2 separate regions of the Homo sapiens genome follow, and region 1 is linked to region 2. The links are chromatin contacts, found by POLR2A ChIA-PET in ENCODE. All regions are on one chromosome and are shown on one strand. The core of a region is the stretch at or near the end of the contact, and the rest is flanking DNA. Distances in the headings are between cores, read along the strand shown.

Region 1 (4,921 bases), core at 1,532-4,031, about 34 Mb before region 2:
TCCAAGTGTTCCTTCTTAACTGTTGGCACCTTGTTTATCGTTTTTCCATTTGCATGAATGTCCGTTATCATTTTTTTCGCTGGGGGGCTGCCATCATCTCCCATCCCATTCAGTTTTTTAGTTGAGCCCTGAACCAAGGAGAAATTTGTCTGGAGGTTTTCCATGGTACACTCTTCTGTTAAATAATTAAGTCTGAGATTAGCATTTCTATTTAGTTGCTTATTTGAAAAGAGGAAAGTAATGAATGGATACAAATGCCTATCGTAACTTACTCTCAAACTTTCAAAGCGAGAGCCCCTTAAATTAATAAATTTTGCGACTTAGTTTTGGTTCTCCTTATAATCTGGTATAATTTCACTACAAATCCTATAAAATTGTTCGTTTTGCCTCTAATAATAAAGAAAAGAGGCACACCTCTGAGGATGCCTTTGTTTTCTTGAATTCTTCAGATATACATATTAAAATAAAGTTACCAATTTCTCAATTAAAGATGTCCAGGGTCAATGCAATGGTCTGGTTTGTTTTAACCAAAACACATGAAAAGTTTATGCCATTCCTTGTGCCATAAAATCTAGACTCAAACACAAGTCAAAATGATGCAACCAAATTTAATCTTTACCACCAAGGAAACCAAAAAGGAGGGCAGAGGGAGTATTTCCTCTAAAAATGATGGTCTGCTGGTCTGTGCTGAAAAACTGAAGACGTGTGTAAATCCTCACACCAGTAAGAACAGCCTCCGACTTAAAAAATTGCCCAGTTATCTTCAAGGATTATAGTTCATTCTTCTTTTAATTAATCTGGAAGAAGAGAAGGGGGGTTGGGGAAGAGTTACATTTGAATTTGCTCCAGAGGCCAAAGGGCCAATTTGAAACCAGTTTCTTTTATTTTTTTTTTTTTCTTTTTTTTACGGAGTCTCGCTCTGTCGCCCAGGCTGAAGTGCAGCGATCTCGGCATACTGCAACCTCCGCCTCCCGGGTTCAAGCAATTTTCCTGTCTCAGACTCCGGAGTAGCTGGGACTACAGGCACAAGCCACGACACCCGGCTAATTTTTTTGTATTTTTAGTAGAAACGGGGTTTCACCATATTAGTCAGGCTGGTCTTGAACTCCTGACCTCAGGTGATCCGCCCGCCCGGGCCTCCCAAAGTGCTGGAATTACAGGCGTGAGCCACCGCACCCGGCCGAAATCAGTTTCTTAATCTTAAACTGAGTTCAGTTTACCAAGGTGAAGCTTGAGTGATTTCTTTAAATCTAACACCAGTTTACTAGAAGAACATTCATTTAAATAGGAAAGCAATTTGGAGTTGCGTAAAGCGAGCAATAATATAACATAAAAGGCCTTTCGAGTTCAGAATATGAAGACTCTTAAGCAGATCATCTCAATTAGTAGTACCGGGGCTTTCTCAGCTATGCCATTTTAAGGGAGGGAAAAAAATCCATTACTTCATCTCCTATTTAAAAACAAAACAACAGTTTCATCCAAAAAAATCAGATAGGAGTTAACATATCTACCATATGTAACTAAGTTACAATTTTAAGTGGATTAATTCAGCTAGTCCGTGTACACTATTTTTCTGGAATGACTGCAGGCAAAAATTAACTTTCTCTTAAAAAAAGGTTAGCGATTTTACTTAATGGAAGCCAAAAGCTATAGACTCCACGCCTGGGAATCTCCATCCTTCAACAAGACTAATCCGGGACAAAAAGCACAAGGCAGACAAACCTCACAAAGAATGCAAATGGAGGAAGAGGGAAAAAGAAAAGACTCTTTTTCCACTTCCTTCTTGAGAGAAAAGCCAAAAGAAATCCAATAAATAGAAATTTTTGCTTCCCAAACTCTCAGCACTTTACCTTAAAACAGACCCAAAGGATTAAGGACCAATGCCACCAACCATCGTACAGACTTTCGTCCACCACAGGAACACACCTTACTCAACACAGGCCAAGGAAGAGAGCAAGAGGCATGACCTAGAATGGGGGAGCCCCTAAAACCCTGAAGTCCTCCGCCCACTCAAAGCCACCCACCTATCTCTAACCCGGAGAGAGGGAGAACAAGGGACACGGGAAGCCTGGGGGTGGGTGTGCAAGGGGGTGGAGGGAAGTAAAGGGAGGAGTCCCCCCACCCCCACCGGCGAGCCTGGGATAACCCCAAGTGCCCTCCCAACACCGCCCCCCCGCGGGGGCCGCGGGAAGGACTGTGGAAATCCACCCCCCCGCGCACCCTCTCCCTGGGAAGTTCTCGGGTGTCACCTCAGCGCCCCTAATGCTGCACCTCCCCGCGCCAGCCCCGGGCCAGAACGAAGAGGACACCAGGGCAGTTTAGGCGCCGGGCGCGGATCCCTGCGCCGCCGGGGGCTGACGGACCGGGTCGAGACCAGGGCATCCCCGCGGAGCGCTGCTGGACTGGGGGAGGGGGGCGGTGACGGGCGTCCGGGTCTCCGGGGTCCCCGCGGCTCCCGTCAACTACAGCGCCCTGCCCTGCCGGCGCCCACCGCCTGGGGCCAACGAAGCGTGATCAGCCGTGGAACACCCGCCTAGCGACCCCCTCTGGCCCCGACCCCACCCGGGACCCGCGCATCCAAACCCCCTACTCGGGCCTCGGTGCCCGGGTAAGCTCGACGAGCTTTGTGAATTCCCCACCGCCCCTGTCGCCGCCGTCGGGCTCCTAGGAGGGTGAGCGCCTCTGGCCTCCCGCCGCCTCCGCCGCGTCGCCGCCGTAAGCCGGAGCCGCACCTGTGCCCGCCGCCGCCGCCGTCGCCGCTCGCCCGCTCCCTTCGGCTGTGCCGGCGCGGCTCCGAACCCCACACACATCGCTACACACAGCCCTCTGACGTCACCGAGTCCTCGGCCCGCCCACGTCACTGCGGAGACACACAGCTTCCCGCAGACGCCGCCGCCGTCTCCGGCCGCCCGGGGGAGAGCGAGGGCGGCGGGGAGGGGGAGGGGAAGGGAACGGAGCCAGCGGCGGCGCCGCGCGCGCGGGCCCGCCGGCGTCGTCGCCGCCGCCGCCACTTCGCGGCTCCCGGCCCCCTCGTGGACGCGCGTGCCGTCTGGCCTATTGTGGCTCCTCAGAGCGCCCCCCTGGCCCCGTCGTCTCGCGCGCGTGCCCCTCCCCCCAGGCGCGCGCCCGGCGCTTCTGGCCCCGCGCGCCGTCTGGGAAGCTGGCGCGCGGCGCTGTCTGCGGTGCACCCGGCGCAGACAGGATGTTCCCTCCCCACCCCACCCTCACCGCCGCCCTCCCTCCTTCCTTCCTCTAGTCGCCCAGCCGGCTGTCTGGGGCCACCGCCCCGCCCCCGCCCCACCCGCCGCTCTGTGGTGATGGGCCAGACGCGGGGGCGCCCTGGCCGCTCGGACGCCGCGCAGCGGGGAAGAGGGGGCAGGGCAGCCGCGCGGTGCACTGTGCGCGACCCCAGCAGCCGGCAGGGCGGAGGCAGTGCCCGCCCGGCAGAGTGCCGCCGCCCGAGGTCAGGCACGGGCGACCCTCCCCCTGCGGGGCCGCAGCTGGGCCGCCCCGCCCCGGAGGCAGCCGGGCGGCGGCCGCCCTGCAGGGCCCCCGGGGCCGGCTCTGCTCCCCGCCCCCGCGGGACCTCCCTCCTGGGCTGCCCCTCGCCCCCGCGGGGCCTCCTGCCCGAGGGCCGCCCAGCCAGCTGCCGGCGCTCCGCCCCGCCCCGGCGGCCCCGGCCTCGCCCGGGCGGCCTCCACCCAGACGCCTTCCCCTGGCTGACCTCCATCCGCCATCGGGCCGGGCGGGAGGGGTGGCCAAAGTTCCGGCAAAACCGAGAGCAAACATTTCTGTCCCTACTCCCCAGCCTCCTGCCTCCACCCCACCAGGCTGCTCTCTCGGTTCCAGAAGGGAGCTATAAATTAAAGGTTTTTACAGTGTTTACTGAGGGTGTTTTTTTGTGTGTGTGTTTTTTTGGAGAGGGACGAGACGAGGTAGGGAAGATAGGACTCAAGAGCTTTCCGGCTGTGACCCTCTGAGGCGTGTAGGGTGGTCTTCCTGGTTCCCAGGGTAGCCGATTAGCATATTGAACTCTGCAGAGCTGCTCCGTCACATTTCGAAACACCAAGAAATCCCCTTTTCTCCACCCCACCACAAGATCAGGAACTGAAATAGTCCACCGAGTAGCAGTGCACAAAATTCAGGAGACTCGAGCTTTGTCCCTTTTTTCCCCCCCATTTTCGTCCAATTTCTTCTAGTTTTACTGCTTCGGGTTGTTCCTGTGGGGGCCCACATTTGCAGTCGGCCGGCTGGAAATACTCTTGTGCTCGTACTTTTTATTTTTTTTTTCCTCACAACAGGCCTCCGAAAGGCTCACAAGCCTCTCAATCCCCACCACTCCCCGCACCCCCACCCAAGTTCCCTTCCTTAGGCCTCCACCGCCGAGCTCCCAGGTCGTGCCCCCTCTCCACCCCGCCCCCCCACCTTTTCTTCCTTCTTGACTGCCTCCTTTCCTGAACATGAATAATTCCACAGCACTTTCCATCTGTTATTGCCATAGAGACAGAAGCGTGGCAAAGATAATGATGTTCTGTGCAGAGCCAGTGGGGGAAAAACAGCATCTGCGAGTCTAGGGGGATAGATTTTCTAACTGTGAGAATATTCAGAAGGCCTAGCTGAAGATCTGATGTGAAGACTGGACAGTCCTGAAACTTGGCACCAGGTCAACTCTCAGCACCTGGCTCCTGTGTCTAGCCAGAAGTAACAATTTTTAGAAACCAACATGACTGGTTAATAAAAAAGTAATTCCAAAACTGCAATTATTAATAAATGTTTAGCAGTCATTTTACCAGCCATAAGAATAATTACTTGCTAGCATGTCCAAGGACGAAGATAAATTGGACAGTAAATAGACTTTTGAGAAATCAAACACATTAATCCGCCTCCCCGTTCTGTTGATTTGCATTCCTCAGAAATCTGT
Region 2 (4,402 bases), core at 1,491-3,990:
CCCACCTCAGCCTCCCAAAGTGATGGGATTACAGGCGTGAGCCATCACGCCCGGCCAAGCATTTTTTTCATACATTCATTGGCTGCTTGTATGTCTCTTTTTTTTTTTTTTTTTTTTTTTTGGCACTTGCTCTGTCGCCCATGCTAGAGTGCAGTGGCTCGATCTCGGCTCGCTGCAACCTTTGCCTCCCAGGTTCAAGCAATTCTCTTGCCTCAGCCTCTGGAGTAGCTGGGATTACAGGCACCTGCCACCACTTCTGGCTAATTTTTTTGTATTTTTAGTAGACATGCGGTTTCACCATGTTGATCAGGTTGGTCTCGCCCTCTTGACCTCAGGTGATCTGCCTGCCTAGGCCTCCCAAAGTGTTGGGATTACAGGCATAAGCCACCGCACCTGGCCTATGTCTTCTTTTGAGAAGTGTCTGTTCATGTCCATTGCCCATTTTTTAATGGGGTTGTTTTTTGCTTGTTGATTTTTTTAAGTTCCTTATAGATTCTGAATGTTGGACCTTTGTTGGATGCATAATTTGCAGACATTTTCTCCTATTCTGTAGGTTGTCTGTTTACCCTGTTGATAGTTTCTTTGCTGAAGCACTTCATTTTCTGTAAACAATTCATTTGTTTCCCTTTTAGGCAAGGCTCAAGCAAGCCAATAAATATTAGAAGAGAATATACCTCAAGATTCTTTGCCTCTAAGTACAATACTCTTATTACCAGTTGCAACCAATTTCAGAAGCTAAAAAAGAACTGGCTTAACACACGTTTTCTCTCTCACGTCCATGCACACGAATGATCAACAGAATTAATCTTAATTTGGGGTGTACACATCTGAAGACATTTGTAAAAATCCAGTTATGAGAAAATTAGCAAGGTTAATGCCCTGCAAGTAATCACTTGCTTAGGGTGACTGCTAATTTATTGTCTTAACGGAAAACAGTGCTGATTATTTTACTCTGTGTTGCTCCTTTTGGGGAGAACCACCTCTGTGTTGTGGGAGAAGACCTTAGAGTCTGGAGTAAAAATAGAACCGTGTAACAATTTTATTTGAAGGAGAGCTTAGAAAAGATCTCTTATGCAAAAAAAAAAAAAAAAAGAGAGCTTTTAAAAATGAGAGTGGCTTTTAGAATATTTGTCATTTTCCACGTATAAGACAACCAAATACAGTTTGCACAGCTAATCAAAATTAGGAAGTTATATTCTTACTGCTTAATATTTAAGTGTTGATAATATGGTAGGTCTTGTGAAAAAAAAACCTGTCTTCAAATGGTAATAGAAATTATAAATCGAGATTATATGTGTTCCCTTGATATCTTAACTATTCCTACTCACCTCAAGTGGCAGCTTGTAACTAACACGTACCACATTTACATGTTCCATATACGTGCCTGTGTACATATGTAACATGTGCCACAATAGATTTACACGCATCATAATTTTCACTTTGCAAACGTATAGAGTACCTACTGTGCATGAAAAATTATGCTGAGGAGCTTTGGTGTGTACAGAGATAAGAAATGCTTCCTATGGCCTGTTACTATTTGTGCTACTCAAAAAAAGGTTTTGTACTTTGAGATGGGAGGGAAGTCATCTACTAAGTCAGGCTTTTGTTTATTTATATCCCAGTGCCCTTGATCTCCTGCAAAAACAAAAGGCAAAAGCTTGTTTTAAAAAACAAAACATTTGCAAGGATTTGGGTTTGTTCTAGAGCAAGATCACGCATTCTTCAAGACATCTGTTCACACAGAAGAGCTAGGTCTTTTAAAAAAGCTAGGTCTTTCAAAAAAAAAAAAAAGGAGTTCGTTTTGTTTTTAAAACAGGACTCTGTTCCGGTGAGAGCTCGGTGAAGTCCTGATCGGCACCCATGAAGGTGAGGCCGCACGAGTCCAAGGGCCAGAGGCCGTGGGAACAGCGCGGGTCCGACGGGTAGGAGGGGGCAGTGGGTTCGAGCCTCCACGCTTACATACAGCCTGCCAGGGCCTTAGAGCCCTCTGACTGCGAACCACCGCAGAGAGGTGCGGAACGCGGCCCCGACCCGGCAAAAGCCGTCCGCACGCCTGCTGGGCGCGCAGCCACGTTGACTACTGCAGCCTTCCCGGCTCGGCGAGAGCCTGCCAGCCAGCCGAGGCTGCGCCCTTTCCGCGGTCGGGATGAGCGGTTCCAGGAGAAAGGCCGCGAGGGCGGGGCTTGGGGCCTGGCGCGGCTATTTCCTCACACCGCGGTCAGTCAGGACGAGAGGCCGCGTTCAGGCCAGTGCAGAGCGCCACATGGCGCTACCAAGTCGGGCCCCGGCGTTGGCGGGCACAGAAGCAGTGTAATGCGGGAAGCCTGCAGCCCACACTGGGGAAGGATGTGCCAGCTAACGAATGTTTCACCACAGCCCACATGCCTGGGAGAGGGAATTTGAGAGCACGTGGGGGAGGGGCGAAGAGAGCTGTCGGCTCGCAGAGAGCATGCTCCATTCTGAGAGTCGAAGTGGAGAGCCAGGCATGCGCAGTGAGCCCAGGGTGGGTTGGCAGCGGTGAGGGACTGGCGCGAGCAGGCTGATGTGTTTATCCGGTTTTCTGGGTGGGCGGTCAAAGCGCACGCGGAAGGGCGAAAGGCGGCGGAGCTAGGTAGCAGCTTGCGCATGCGTGGAGTGAGCCGGTAGCTCTGGGAGGCTGTGGAGGGGGTTGTTAGAGGAGAAGCAAGGGAAAAGGGAAGCGAAGGGAGAGGAAAGGGGGGAGGGGTGAGAGTGTGCTCTGCGCATGCGTGCGAGCGCTAGCGACGACGGCGGCGGGGGAGTCTCGGGGATGACAGTGGCTTTGCCCGTTGGGGTAACGGTCGTCGTCGCCGCCAGCAGAGGCCTGAGGCGCCACACAGCCCGCGGGATCCATTAAGGCCGCAGCAGCCCGGGCCCTACCGAGCTGGAGTGGCGCGTGGAGTCGGGGTGAGGGCGGCGAGGCACGGGGGAGGGGCCTGCGGCGGGGCCTTGCTGTGTGCGCTGGGCGGCGGCGGGGCCTGGCGGTGTGAGCGCTTGCCTTCCGCGGCCGGGGAGTGCTGAGGGCGGCGGCGGCCGTCGTGCTCGGCGGAGGAGTCGTCTGTGTGTGTGGCGCCGAAAAAATGGCCGGGCAGTGAGGGGGCGGCGCTTGAGTCTGGTGACCCCGGAGTGTGCGACTGAGGCGCGAGGGGCGCCGCCGCGGCCCGGCCGGGCTTGCCCCCCGCCCCCTCCCGCCCGCCGGCGGCGGCCCGCGCACTTCCTCCCCGGCCTTCCCCTCCGGGTTGAGGACTCCCGCCCGCCTCGCCACCTCGGGGAACTGCGGGCTGCAACCCACGGGGCGGAGAGCCAGGGCGCAGTCTGGGCCCCGCGTCCGATATGGAGAGCGCGGCGGCGGCGTCCGCCAGCCGCAACATCAACCTTCGTCGCCGCCGCGGCGTCTTGCACTAGATCCGGGAAGCCGCTGCCCGACCGTCGTCCTTGCCGTCGCCGCCGCCTCCGCGCCCTGTACTGGGATGGAGTAAGAGGCCCTGCAGCCCGGGAGAAGCGTGCCGCGCCTCAGACGGGGCCGGGGCCTGCTCCCGCGCCTGCCAGCTCGACTTGAGGAGGCGCCTCCGTGTCCGGAGATGGAGCTCGAGTGCAGGCCGCCTGCCGAGCCGCGGGGCTAGACTGAGCTCCGAGTCCCGCCCCGAGCGCCCAAGCCGCCGCGTTCTGCGCTCTGTGGTCGCTCCGGACGAACTCGAACGCTGGTTTCTCTCTCATATTTTTGGTCTGGAAGTCTCAGGGACGGAGGGGCGCCAAGGCCCCATGTGTGGGAGGATTGTTTCAGCTCCACAAACTTGCACGGATTTTGGTTACTTGTTTGGCCAATGGTTCGGCTCTGATTTCTTCCGAATTGTTGCAAATTCGCCATCGTTCCCTGGCTGCTTACTAAGTTGGATCCGGAATTTCTTTTCAACCGGGAGCCATTGGTGTCGAAGTGTCTGCAATGAACCCCGTGAATGCTACTGCTCTCTACATTTCCGCGAGCCGCCTAGTGCTCAACTACGACCCCGGAGACCCCAAGGCGTTTACTGAGATTAACAGGCTCTTGCCTTACTTCCGACAGTCCCTTTCGTGCTGTGTTTGCGGTGAGACGCTTTTTATTGTTCCCTTTTCAATGCTTGTTTTTAAAAGCCTTCTGGGCAGTGGTAACGTGAGCGGGTTGACGGCCTGGTGGTTGGTATTAAGCTTTTGTTATTTGTGCAGCGCTGTACGGTCATTAGTTTTGAAACTTGCTGAGGGACTTTTGCCCGGCGTTTCAGAAAGGCAGAGAACCCTTTCATACCGCTTTGTGCAGCGGCGTTAACGTTCAAAATGGTTTAATTCGCCTCGGTTCATCTGGTGGTGGTGGTTTAAGTGGGGGTAAGATGCATGCACAAGGCTTTTT

Evidence for each region. ChIA-PET counts read pairs that join two places held with the same protein, here RNA polymerase II (POLR2A).
Region 1: POLR2A ChIA-PET joins it to region 2 with 13 read pairs in B cell. The contact joins the promoter of SKIL here to the promoter of MSL2 in region 2. POLR2A ChIA-PET finds 5 or more read pairs at or near these places in 2 of 52 experiments (B cell and naive thymus-derived CD8-positive, alpha-beta T cell).

Annotation. Positions count from the first base shown.
Region 1 is chr3:170,355,575-170,360,495 of GRCh38, reverse strand. SKIL (SKI like proto-oncogene) reads right to left here and starts at 2,781. Exons shown (of 7, transcript NM_005414.5): 1 at 2,733-2,781; 2 at 1-797. The coding sequence starts at 164. RefSeq lists silencers at 2,199-2,268, 2,359-2,488, 2,539-2,768, 2,929-3,828 and an enhancer at 4,109-4,208.
Region 2 is chr3:136,194,673-136,199,074 of GRCh38, reverse strand. It overlaps MSL2 (MSL complex subunit 2), which reads left to right and starts at 2,740. Exons shown (of 2, transcript NM_018133.4): 1 at 2,740-4,103. The coding sequence starts at 3,962. RefSeq lists enhancers at 2,193-2,492, 2,663-2,712, 2,290-3,036, 3,663-3,732, 3,037-3,783 and 2 more and a silencer at 2,933-3,322.